Regions from separate parts of the Homo sapiens genome. Here region 2 is linked to region 1. A link is a loop called in an ENCODE intact Hi-C map of the cell type or tissue named here. Cell type or tissue: endothelial cell of umbilical vein. All regions are shown on one strand. Each heading gives the region's core, and the rest is flanking DNA. Links, peaks and the distances in the headings are about the cores only.

Region 1 (5,381 bases), core at 330-5,329:
TGCTGGGATAGTCATGTGTCTTTACAAAGAAAATTAGGGTACTCAAAGCTAGAAAAGATCTTAGAAGAGGCTAACCTAAATTCCTAACTGTACAGGTAAAGAAACTAATGTCCAAAGAGGTAAAACAGTCTCTTGATTCCCAGGCTAGTGCTTTTTGCTATGATACCACACCTGTGCTTTATTCTTACATCCTTATGAAGTTAGAAGTCAGCTAAATCCAATTACTACCAAGTAAAAAGGAGGAAGCTGAAGCAAGGAGATGCTAAGAAGTCTTAGTTCAAAAAGGATGACACAATGTCACCCCTGCAAGCCTTACAGAAATTAGCCATTTTCAACATTCAGATTTGATTTCAACAGAGGCAGTTATTCAGTTTGCTTGCACCAAATGAGTGTCTACCCAAAGTGTACACATGACCACACACCAGAGAGTATAGATAACACAAAGCACAGCCTCTCTCTCTCTACATGCCCACTTCAGTCAGTGAATAATTAAACACTCCAAAGGCATTTAAAACTCAGGTACAAAGAGAAACTCAGTGTGTGAGGGGGAAAAAAGATCAGACAGACCCCCAGTTGCGAAAAAAAAAATTGCTGAACATGGACCTCAATGAACAACAATAATTCTCCTATAGTTCAACTCACCATTCACGTCACAAACTCTAGAAAGAACACAGAAGCACGGAACTGATGAGGCATGGAACAGAACTTTGGGCTGCAGCCTGCCCCAACTCTTCTGACAAATACCCAACAGCAACAGGACAAAGCATCATTATGACAGAAATAAAAGGCTCTTTAGAAGCTGCCTTTTTTTTAATTCAATGAACCCACTCTTACACACAAAGTTCATGTCACGATGTCTCGAAATACAGTATTGCCAGATTATGCTATTAATGGGTCCAATAAATTCAGTACAAAACACTGCTTCAAGCATTTTCAAGTTAAATAACTAGCACATTTGGGAGAATACTATTTGCCTTCATTTGAACAGTCAGTGTCATCCCCAAAATCGTTAAAAATAACAATTCAGTAAACTGTTTAAGAAAGAGAAAGAAAAAAAAAAGCAGACAAGTGAACTAAAAGAAAAAAAACTTAGTGGAGTGATAAAGCCAGAGGCTCCTCCCAAAGAAGAATATTGCATGTTACTAGCAGCTGGCACAAAGCTTAACCATCTATCTTATCTGTGTTTCCCCTTAAGCTGTGAGCAATCAGTATTACAATAGACAATCCATTACTTACAAAAAAATTGAAGTGCTGTACATTTCTTAAGCTGGTTTTTGTGTGGCAATTCTGTTGCAATACTGCCCTAACAATGAACTTTGTTTTAAAGAGCAAGATATCCACACTCAATGTGGTTAGAGCAAGGGTGGAGCTCACTCTGGGGGAAACAACACACCCAGGCAGACTTCAGTGAGAGCAAACTGCACATTAATATTGCCACACATTTTTCAGAGCCTTGGAGTCACAATTAATTCATTAGTCCTCCTAAAAAAGTGGGGGAGAGTTCATGTTTGTAGATCAGCTTTCCTGCCTTGAAGTAAAATGTATTCTCATTTCTTGTTTGTGAAGAAAGTAAAGATAAAATGCAAGACAGATCACACAGTTCAACCAACAGAATGTTAGATGGAAGTAGAGTACTATAAAGGAAGTCCAACCATGCCAACTTCTAAGTTTAGCAACAGCAGCTTTTACATATCTCAAGGTGTCAGAAGCATTGCTCATTCTAAAACATTACTTCAGCCTGTTTCTGGAGGTCCTGACCATGAACACAAATTACCTCTTTCTCTCCTCACCAGTGCTCTAGTTCTCCTAGCAATACACAAACAATAAAAACGTTTTATTATCAACTAGCAATAGTTCCCTTCAAAATAAGATTTATTTTGAATTTATGGAGTTGCTCTGGTAGAATATTGAAATGTACATGTAAAAAAGAAAATTATTTATTATGCATACCATACTTTAAAAAATTTTATACTCACCCACTTTTTCAATAATTTTGTAGGAATTTTATTTTAAAAAGTTTTCCACAGTATGTATAAATACTGTACAAATATCTTTAATAGGATCTAAAATAATTTATCAGTTATTGAAACTATTAACAAACATCTGATACTTATTCAAGTGATTTTAACCAATACTGTTTTCTGTATACGCATATTCAGAAACACAACCAAGAGTTATTTTTAATTGAATTCCTATAATCATAAAATTAAAGTTTGAGTAAAATAAGCATATAAAAAACTATGTAATTGTTTACATAGAATTTAAAATGAACAATGGAAAAGGATTTGAGAGAACACCAGGAAAATATTATTTTTAATGATGCATGTTGTCATGTTACTCTAGCCAAGAGCTACTCTCTCACATTGGAACAATAATTCAGTCTGGAGTATTGAACATTTCAATATTTTGAGAGATGGCCTAGAACATCCTCTCTCAGGACCCTAGTGAGGGGCTGTTGATTGATCTTGCCTTTGTTGGATTATGAGGTCACTCTTGCCACATGATAAATTAACCATTCCAACATACTCTTCTCATAGTCTAACAGCATGATTTATTTTTTCAACCATCTATGTAATTATCAATCACCTGCTGCTATCTCTTGGCTCTTCCTCATCTCCCCCCTCAAACTAACAATTCAAAGTTACCAGTTGGTTATTATAGTAGAAGAATCCTGTCTTGATACTTTTTGGATTTGCACTGGCAGAATGTGTTTTCAAGCCAAACTTCACTTTCACAGCTGCAAAGGAAATGACAAGAGAAGAAAAACACAGCCAATATATATCAGCAATTAATTCCATCCACAACTGCCCAGCTGTTTGTGCATGGAAGAATCAGTCTGTTTCCTTTTGGGGCTTTCACCACTGAAAATTGATACTGCACATTCAGAGACACAAGCTGTTTGTAACATGTCAGGAATGTGCACAAGATCACACAGAGTTGAAGAGACAAAATGAAATCCAGATCTAGTTTTCTTGGGACTTGCCAGTATTATTTCATAGCTTTAAAAAAAAAACAAAAAACCATAAAAACACCCCAATCACAGAGAGAGCAAAATACATGAAAAAATATTCTCCCTTCTGAATATCACCCTTCCAATAAAGGAGAAAATCTGCCAATGATATCAGATTTAGTATCAAGAATAGACACTCTGATTTACTGGCACAGACAAGGTGTGACATTCTTAGGAATCCACATGCCCTCAGTATGTTAAATCCAGCCAATACTCTGGACTACACAGCTACTTGCCCAATGTGTAGTTAGTCCCTTTAAAAAATCCTTATAAATGTGAAAGTTGTTGGGAACCAATGCTTCCACCACAATCATGCAGAAAAGCAAGTTTTTCTTGGTTAGTCTTGATATTATTTGGCACTCACATACACGCCTGTTTCAGGGATTCATGTAAATTTACAGATCCAATCTTCTAGGGTAACTTTCAAGCAGTGAAATTTCTCCTTCCCTCCCGCCTCCTCAGTTTTGTAGATTTTAAATAAAAATACTCTACTGAGTGCCAGAGGCTTAACAACTAAAGTATGAGCTTGTGTGCAACTCATGAAGCATGCTATCCCCCTTCTCTCCTGTCCTCCAACTCCAATTTTATTTCAAATATTTGTTTCATTTAAATTTTGTAAAATGTCATTCTGTCATATTGTATTTTCAGTACATAAAATGACTTGCGATTAGTTATTGTTATGAAAGTTAGCAAAAAGAGAAAGATAGCATTTTAAAAACAAAGTAATTGAAAACATATTTTAGCTTTGTTTAAGATAAAAAAAAAAAAAGGAAATGAGGTAGCCCCATGACTGAATTCATTGTCCTAAGGGCCTTCCCCTTCCCCTTTTGCCCTCCAATCAACGTCAGCTGCACAAGAGTTCACGCACTCCTAGTGCCTGTACATTCTCAAATACAACATAGACAGGACACTCACTCTGGGCACCACTAGGGTCTAGGGCTTGATCAATGAAGAGAAGACAAACTGTCTACTCCAAATAGGGGAGTGAATGAAACATTCCATAAGCTTCCAAATGGAGATGTTTTCAAGTGCCAGAAATCAAACCAGCACAATGAGAAACTGTCTCCAACTAAAGTGCTATGAATCCCGAAGTCACAAAGTTTGATTTGTTAAGGAACTACTAGGCATCTCAAACATGTGGTAGACTAAAAGTACAAAACCAAAAAAAAGGGCTTTTCCTTTTGAACAAACATCATCTGGTCAAGGATATATCGGGTTGGGGGAGGAGAGGAGACAAGTTTAATCTTTGGCTGATGGTGACACCAACTTCTAGAAATGTGGTATAACTATTAGTGACTTAAAACAGCCACAGAGATGAGCTTTGCTTGGCAAGCTTCAGCTCTGTGGGACATTCAGTCTAGCTTGAAATGTCTATGGAAAGTAACCTCTCCATCTACTACAAGACTGGCTAAGGAAAAAAAAAAAAGGTCTGTCTAAACTGTTTAAATCAGGTTAAATTCATGTTAGTCGGGGGTGGGAAGGTGGCTGCTTCCATGGGTTCCTCTACTCAGTTGGGAGCACCTTTGTATTCCAACAGATAGCACAGAGCTTAGAGCTTAGCCCACTGAAACCATCCGTTAAGTGCTGAATGGTAATAGGCATTTAGTTATAATAAAAACAAAACAACTAAGGATGAACACTCTCCAAAAAGGAAAGCAAAATGACAGAAAAATAGGGGGCAAGGAGATGATCAGAGTAAAATGCATGAAATACTAAAAAGATTAAAAACCAACTGTGCAAACTTGTGTGTCCTCAGAGATCTAAATGCTGCTCAGCAGTTAAAGTGCCACTGGAATAATTTAGACTGCTGTGCCGTGCACTTTACATACTTATTCCATGTACTTCCACAGCAACCCTATCGGTAGTACTGTCATGATGCCTCCTTTACAGATAAGAAAACTAGGGCCGGGCACGGTGGCTCACGCCTGTAATCCCAGCAGTTTGGGAGGCCGAGGCGGGTGGATCACGAGGTCAGGAGATCGAGACCATCCTGGCTAACACGGTGAAATCCCGTCTCTATTAAAAATACAAAAAATTAGCTGGGAGTGGTGGTGGGCACCTGTAGTCCCAGCTACTCGGGAGGCTGAGGCAGGAGAATGGCATGAACCCGGGAGGTGGAGCTTGCAGTGAGCCGACATAATGCCACTGCACTCCAGCCTGGGTGACAGAGCTAGACCCAGTCTCGAAAAAAAAAAAAAAAAAAAAAGAAAACTAAAACTCAAAGAGGTTAAGCAAATAAGGTCATACAACTAGTGGCAATGGAGATAAGTCGAACAGTGATTTTTTCATCCCTGGTGATTTTCACAATAGGCCAATTTTACACACACTATGGAGGTTCTAGGTTGAAGAAAACTCAGTTGTGGGATTCAGC
Region 2 (5,381 bases), core at 288-5,287, 320 kb before region 1:
AGCTGCTGCTCAGGGAGGCAGAAGTGGGCGGGGACCTCTTGTTTGGGCAAGCCTTTCCTTGTCCCGTGCCAGGCTCAGCCCTAGCAGGCTCACCCAGTGGACATGACTGTTTGTGTGTGTTGGGGGGTGGGGTAAGGGCAGTGGATTAGGAGGGGTGGGGCTGGGCTAGCTGGGTTGTGATTCCCATGGAGACGCTGGTGATTCATTGCCCCTTCCAGCGAGTGGGGCCTCTATCAGGATGTGACTTGTAGTAAACAAGTCACAAGATGCCATCCAGGCAAGAGGGAAATGGGGAGGGGAGGATGGTGTCTCATCCTGAGCCTGGGCATCCTGGGCTTCGTAAAGTGCCTACCTGAGGCCCATCCCCAGGCTGCAGTGAAAAACCTTTCTTTGCCTGGGGGGAAGCACACTGGAAAAGGTCACTGCCAAAACCTTTTGAACTCTTTTTCCTGGAAGGTTCCAGGACCTCCATTGCCCTGGCCCAGAGGTACAGCGACTCGAGCTTGGGCAGTGAGTCCTGGTGCCCGGAGAATATCTCTCCCAGGGCTTCTGAGAGGTATGCATAGATAAGTCAACCTATGGAGTTTAGAAGAGCTGGGCTGAAAAAGAAAAGAAAAAGCTAAATCAACCTGCACACCATTAATTGGCACCTACTATAAGTCCAGCAGGGCCCAGTGGCTGACTTGGGATAGGTGCTCAATAAAGGTGTGTTGCCTGACTGAGTAACTGAACCGGGCTCATAACTCCAGGCCAGATGAGAAAACAGAGGAGGCACATCCCAGCCTTCAAGGAATTCAAAACCTCACTCACAGTAATAACACAATTCACAGAACAATTAAGTGTTAAATTGCGAGACTCTCCCTAGGTGTTCTAGGAATTTTAAATGGGGGCTGGGACCTTAGGAAGGCTTCCTGGAGGAGGTGGACTCAGGTTGGTTGAGTGGGGAGGCTGGAGGTAGGTCTGAGTGTGAAGGGGGTTCAAGATGAACATAGCGAGGAATGAGGCAATTGTGTGATCCTTTGGAGTGGGAAGGTTTTTAAATATCCTGCCTGATGCCCACAGGCCTGTACCACAGTTACAGGGCTTGGTTGTGGAGGTTGACCCCATGCCAGGAAATCACTGAAGACAGGTATGTCCGTTATTGCCTGATTTTATGGGTGAAGAAACTGTCCCGTCTTATGGGTGAGGAAACTGAAGCTCTAACATGCTCAGTAAATTACCTGAAGCCACATGGATACAAAGGGGAAGAAAAACTCAACTTGCGCTCTTCAACATGTGGGCCGCTAGCCGTGTATCTGAAATGTAGCTAGCCGTGTGAGTGCTTGAAATGTAGCCAGTCCCAACTGAGCTGTACCGTATGTGTAAACAACACACCAGATTTCAGACCTACTAAGAAACAAACAAAAAATATATAAAACATCTAATTTATAGCTCTTGTTAGTACTTATTACATGTTGAAATAATATTTTGGATATATTGGATGAAATAAAATCTATCATTAAAATTACGGTTAACCTTTGAACAACACGGTTTGAATTGAGAGGGTCCACTTATACACAGATTTTCTTCCACCTCTGCTGTCCCTGAGACAAGACCCACCCCTCCTCTTCCTCCTCAGCCTATTCAATGTGAAGTCGCCAGGGATGAAGACCTTTATGATGAACCACTTTCATTTAATGAAGAGTAAATATATTTTCTCTTCCTTATAATTTTCTTAATAACATTTTCTTTTTTAATGGCAAGGCTTCTGGTCAATAGCAGGCTAGTTATAGTCAAGTTTTGGGGGAGTCAAAGTTATACTTGGATTTTTGACCTCATAGGGGTTGGCACCCCTAATCCCCTCATTGTTCAAGGGTCAACTGTAATTTCATCTGTTTCTTTTTGCTTTTTAAATGTAGCTACTAGACATTTTTATTTTACTTATTATTTGTTTTTCTTTTTTAGAGACAAGGTCACCCTATGTTTCCAAAGCTGGCCTTGAACCCCTGGGCTCAAGTTATCCTCCCGCCTCAGCCTCCTATGTAGCTGGGACTACAGGTGCACGCCACCATGCCCGGCTAGAAAATTTTGAATTATATACGTGGCTAGCATAATGTCTCTACTGGACAATATCCCTGCCAAGTAGCAGCGCAGCCTCAGCAGACACCTCTAAAGATGGTGTATTAGATCATTAGAGCTGCTGCAACAGAGAACCCCACAGATTGGGTGGCTTTAATAATAGAAATTTATTGTCTCACAGTTCTGGAAATTTATTGTCTCTGACTGGAAGTCCAAAATCAAAGTGTTGGTTCCTTCTGAGGCTCTGCCTCTCCTCTAGCTTCTGGAGGTTTGCTGGCCATCTTTTGGGATCTGTGGCTTCTATAGCTGAAAAGCGTTATGAATTCTATGCTTTCCATCACCCTGGTTCTATCCCTGCCTTTGTCCTCACATGCTGTTCTCCCAGGGTCCACATTTCTCCTCTAAAATAGCAACACCCATCATGTTGGATTAGGGACCCAACCTACTCAACTAATGACATCTACAAAGACCCTATTTCCAAATAAGGTCATATTCTGAAGTACTAGGGGTTGGAGCTCCAACATATGAATTTGAGGGTCACACAATGCAACCCATAACAGATGGGGACTCCCTCCCTCTCCAGGAGCCCATTCCATATTTGGATCACCCTGAATGATCTTCCTCTTGTGCCAGCCCAGAGATCCACAAAGGAGCCTCCTTAAAATCTCTTGCAAATGCCCAGCCCCACTCTGTCAGGTGGTGCCAGGGACCAGGGACACCCTCATTTCTTTCCTTGGAGCCCAGGTATGATGGGCCCCACCCTGGGTGAGACATATCTGTTAACGATAACCACCTGGAGAGCAGGAAGGAGAAAACTGATAAGGGAGAGAAGGTTAAAAATAACCCATGAGCTGCCCACATGACCTTTGCCCTTTGCAACTTTGATTTACAAGCATCACAACCAGGAGATCACCTGGGTCTATGCTGGCTGTAAAACCTCATGGCTGACGCAGCTTTCTACTCAGTGGCCTGGGAATTTCCAGTCCTGTGGTGTGACCGATACACAGAGGTCAGGCAGTTGTTTTTCTTTCTTTTTTCCCTGGCAGCCCTTCAACACCTTCCTAAGAGTGGGAGGGGTTCTAGTGAGGGCTCTGACTTACCGCTCTTTGTCCCTTAAGAGGAGGGAGTTGGCTTAGGAGGACTGCACTGTCCTTCAGAGCAGCCGGGTCACTGGGACCCAGTTCAACCCCTGTCCTAGCATGACTTGGGAGAGCTACGGAGTTTATTTCAGCCTCGGTTTTCTTATCTGCCAAATAGGAATAAGAAAGAAGGTTTGCCTTGCCTGTCCTGTCAGGTGCCAGTGAGAAACCATCTAAGAGGGCATCTGGGCCCTGGGGTTCAAGGAGGACTGAGGTGGTCACCAAGCCCACCTGCACTTCAGTCCCCCTCGCACATTGCACATACATGAAGTGTGTTCGGGGCCAGGTCTTAAGGTGCTTTGGGTCCCTCACTGTCCAGGATGGGGTTCCCAGCGGAGCTGCATCAGCATCCCCTGGGAGCTTGTCAAAAATGCAGACTCTCAGGCCCTACCCCAACCTGCTGAACCAGAATCTGCGTTTTTAAACAAGATCCCCAAGAGATGAGTGTGCTCATTAAAGTTTGAAAAGCCCCACTTCAGTGGACATTATTTTGCCTGTCTTGGGCCCATTCCCCCTTCTTCTGGTAAAATTGATCGTATTTTTTTGGGGGAGAACCATGGGCCCCAACTCTGGCCATATGTGCTTCAGTAGGGCTAATCCACTCTCCAGAACCCTGAGGGCACACGAAAGTGAGTCCTGGCCAATCCAAATCAACGCTGGGACTGTGGCTGGGCACAAGGACCTCTCTTTACATGGCTGTTGTTCCGCTGTAGGATGGAGTCTGGAGGTGGGCTCCGCCATTTTGGTCACGATTATGAGAATCTAAGAGTGGAATCCTTGAAAAAAGGAGCAGAAGAGGGTGTGTGTGTGAGTGAGTGTGTGTGTGTGTGTGTGTGTGTGTGTGTGTGTTTAAGAGAGAGAGGAGGATTCCAGATCACATCTACTGAGCTTCCATCTTTGTCCAAATTCAGATCGACTTCCTGGCTTTTCAGTGTATATAAGCCAATCATATAAGACCGAAAGAACAGGTCTCGTAGGATGTGATGACTCCTGCAGGAGGCAGGTAGGAGGATATCTGAGCAGGCAGATGATAAGGGATGAGAGTGTTAATGGTAAAATAACTGGCAGTGAAAGACATTTCAGGCAGGTGGTCCTACTTGAATGCCCCCTTCCAAGCACATCTGTGGTGCAGTGTGTCCCATTCCTGGAGCCAGGCCTGACCTGCCCAGCCTGCCTTGCCCCCACCCCCGTCCCCAGGCTTTTGCTAGGAGCTCTGGACTCATAAGCTCGGGCCAGCTCTGGCATCGCATTGCCTGGGCATCTCCCTGCTTCCAGGATGGAGGCCCCAGGAGAGAGGAGGCTGTGGCCCGGGGCTGAGGACAACAGCCAGGGCCCAAGGCTGTTTAAGGAAAAGCCACAGTTCCATTGTATAGACCTGTAGACAGAGGGGTAAACTCAGAGGAAATGAGTTGCCTTGATGCACACGTTGATAGCCAGGGGCTACGTCTACCCGGCCAGGCCCAAACTGCGTTCCCCAAGACATTGACCAACCTTCCCCATTTGATAATGACTGAAGGGGTTTCAGGACATTGGCCAACCAGGATGAGTTTGATTGCCTATTCCCAGAGGTTTCCGGAGCATGCATTGGGACAGGCAGGAGTGGTAGGGTGGGAGTCCTGGGATGCCAGGTCGGGAGGGGAATCCTCCTGCCTCCGGGAAGCATGGGGTCTGCTCCCAGGGCTGCTTTCCCAGAAGCCAGAGCACCCTCGCCCCTGCAGGGCTTGGAGGGGGAGTGCTGAGATGCAGGGATGGAAGAATCTAGGCATGAGTATGCATGTGTGTGTCTGTGTGTGTAGAGGTCTCGTGTGTGTGTGTGCTCACGCCTATGTGCAAGTGGTAGTATCAGTGGCCAAATGAGAGGCAGTGCCTGATGTGAAGCTGCTGGGTATGAAACATGAGAGCTGTGAGAATCGCCTGAAGACTCCATGGGCCAGGGCTGAGTCCCTGAGGGGCAGGTGTCCGTGTGTGAGGGGAGGGAAGGCTGGGAGTCACCTTTGCATCTATGAATCCGCCACGCGTGTGCCTTGCAGGTGGGAGTGGAAACGGTGGGAGGTGTGCGTGGAGACTTACCTGCTGCCTATGGGAGCTGGTTCTGTGTGGTCATTCTGTGTGTCTGTGTCAGCTGTGGGGGTTGTGATGGGGAATATTGCTGTCTTTGTGAGTCTGTTTGGGGCATATGGATGA

The links. A loop is a pair of places that touch in the nucleus more often than their neighbours do. Peaks named below come from ENCODE experiments on the same cell type or tissue, not always from the same donor. Only the 100,000 strongest peaks of a DNase experiment are listed, where the experiment ranks them.
Region 2: a loop joins it to region 1, with 7 times the contacts of the local background. A loop is called at or near these places in 1 of 110 quality-filtered maps.

Annotation. Positions count from the first base shown.
Region 1 is chr10:110,072,974-110,078,354 of GRCh38, reverse strand. The region is part of intron 1 of ADD3 (adducin 3); the gene reads right to left. Among named protein-coding and RNA genes, the nearest start is that of ADD3-AS1, 67 kb to the right of the region's middle. In endothelial cell of umbilical vein, for the core only: no CTCF peak of the experiment used is centred there; DNase peaks (open chromatin) are centred at 1,534, 2,814 and 3,874; H3K27ac peaks cover 3,876 bases.
Region 2 is chr10:110,393,584-110,398,964 of GRCh38, reverse strand. No RefSeq gene overlaps it. Among named protein-coding and RNA genes, the nearest start is that of SMNDC1, 91 kb to the right of the region's middle. RefSeq lists enhancers at 2,942-3,191, 2,960-3,254. In endothelial cell of umbilical vein, for the core only: no CTCF peak of the experiment used is centred there; a DNase peak (open chromatin) is centred at 3,044; H3K27ac peaks cover 3,380 bases.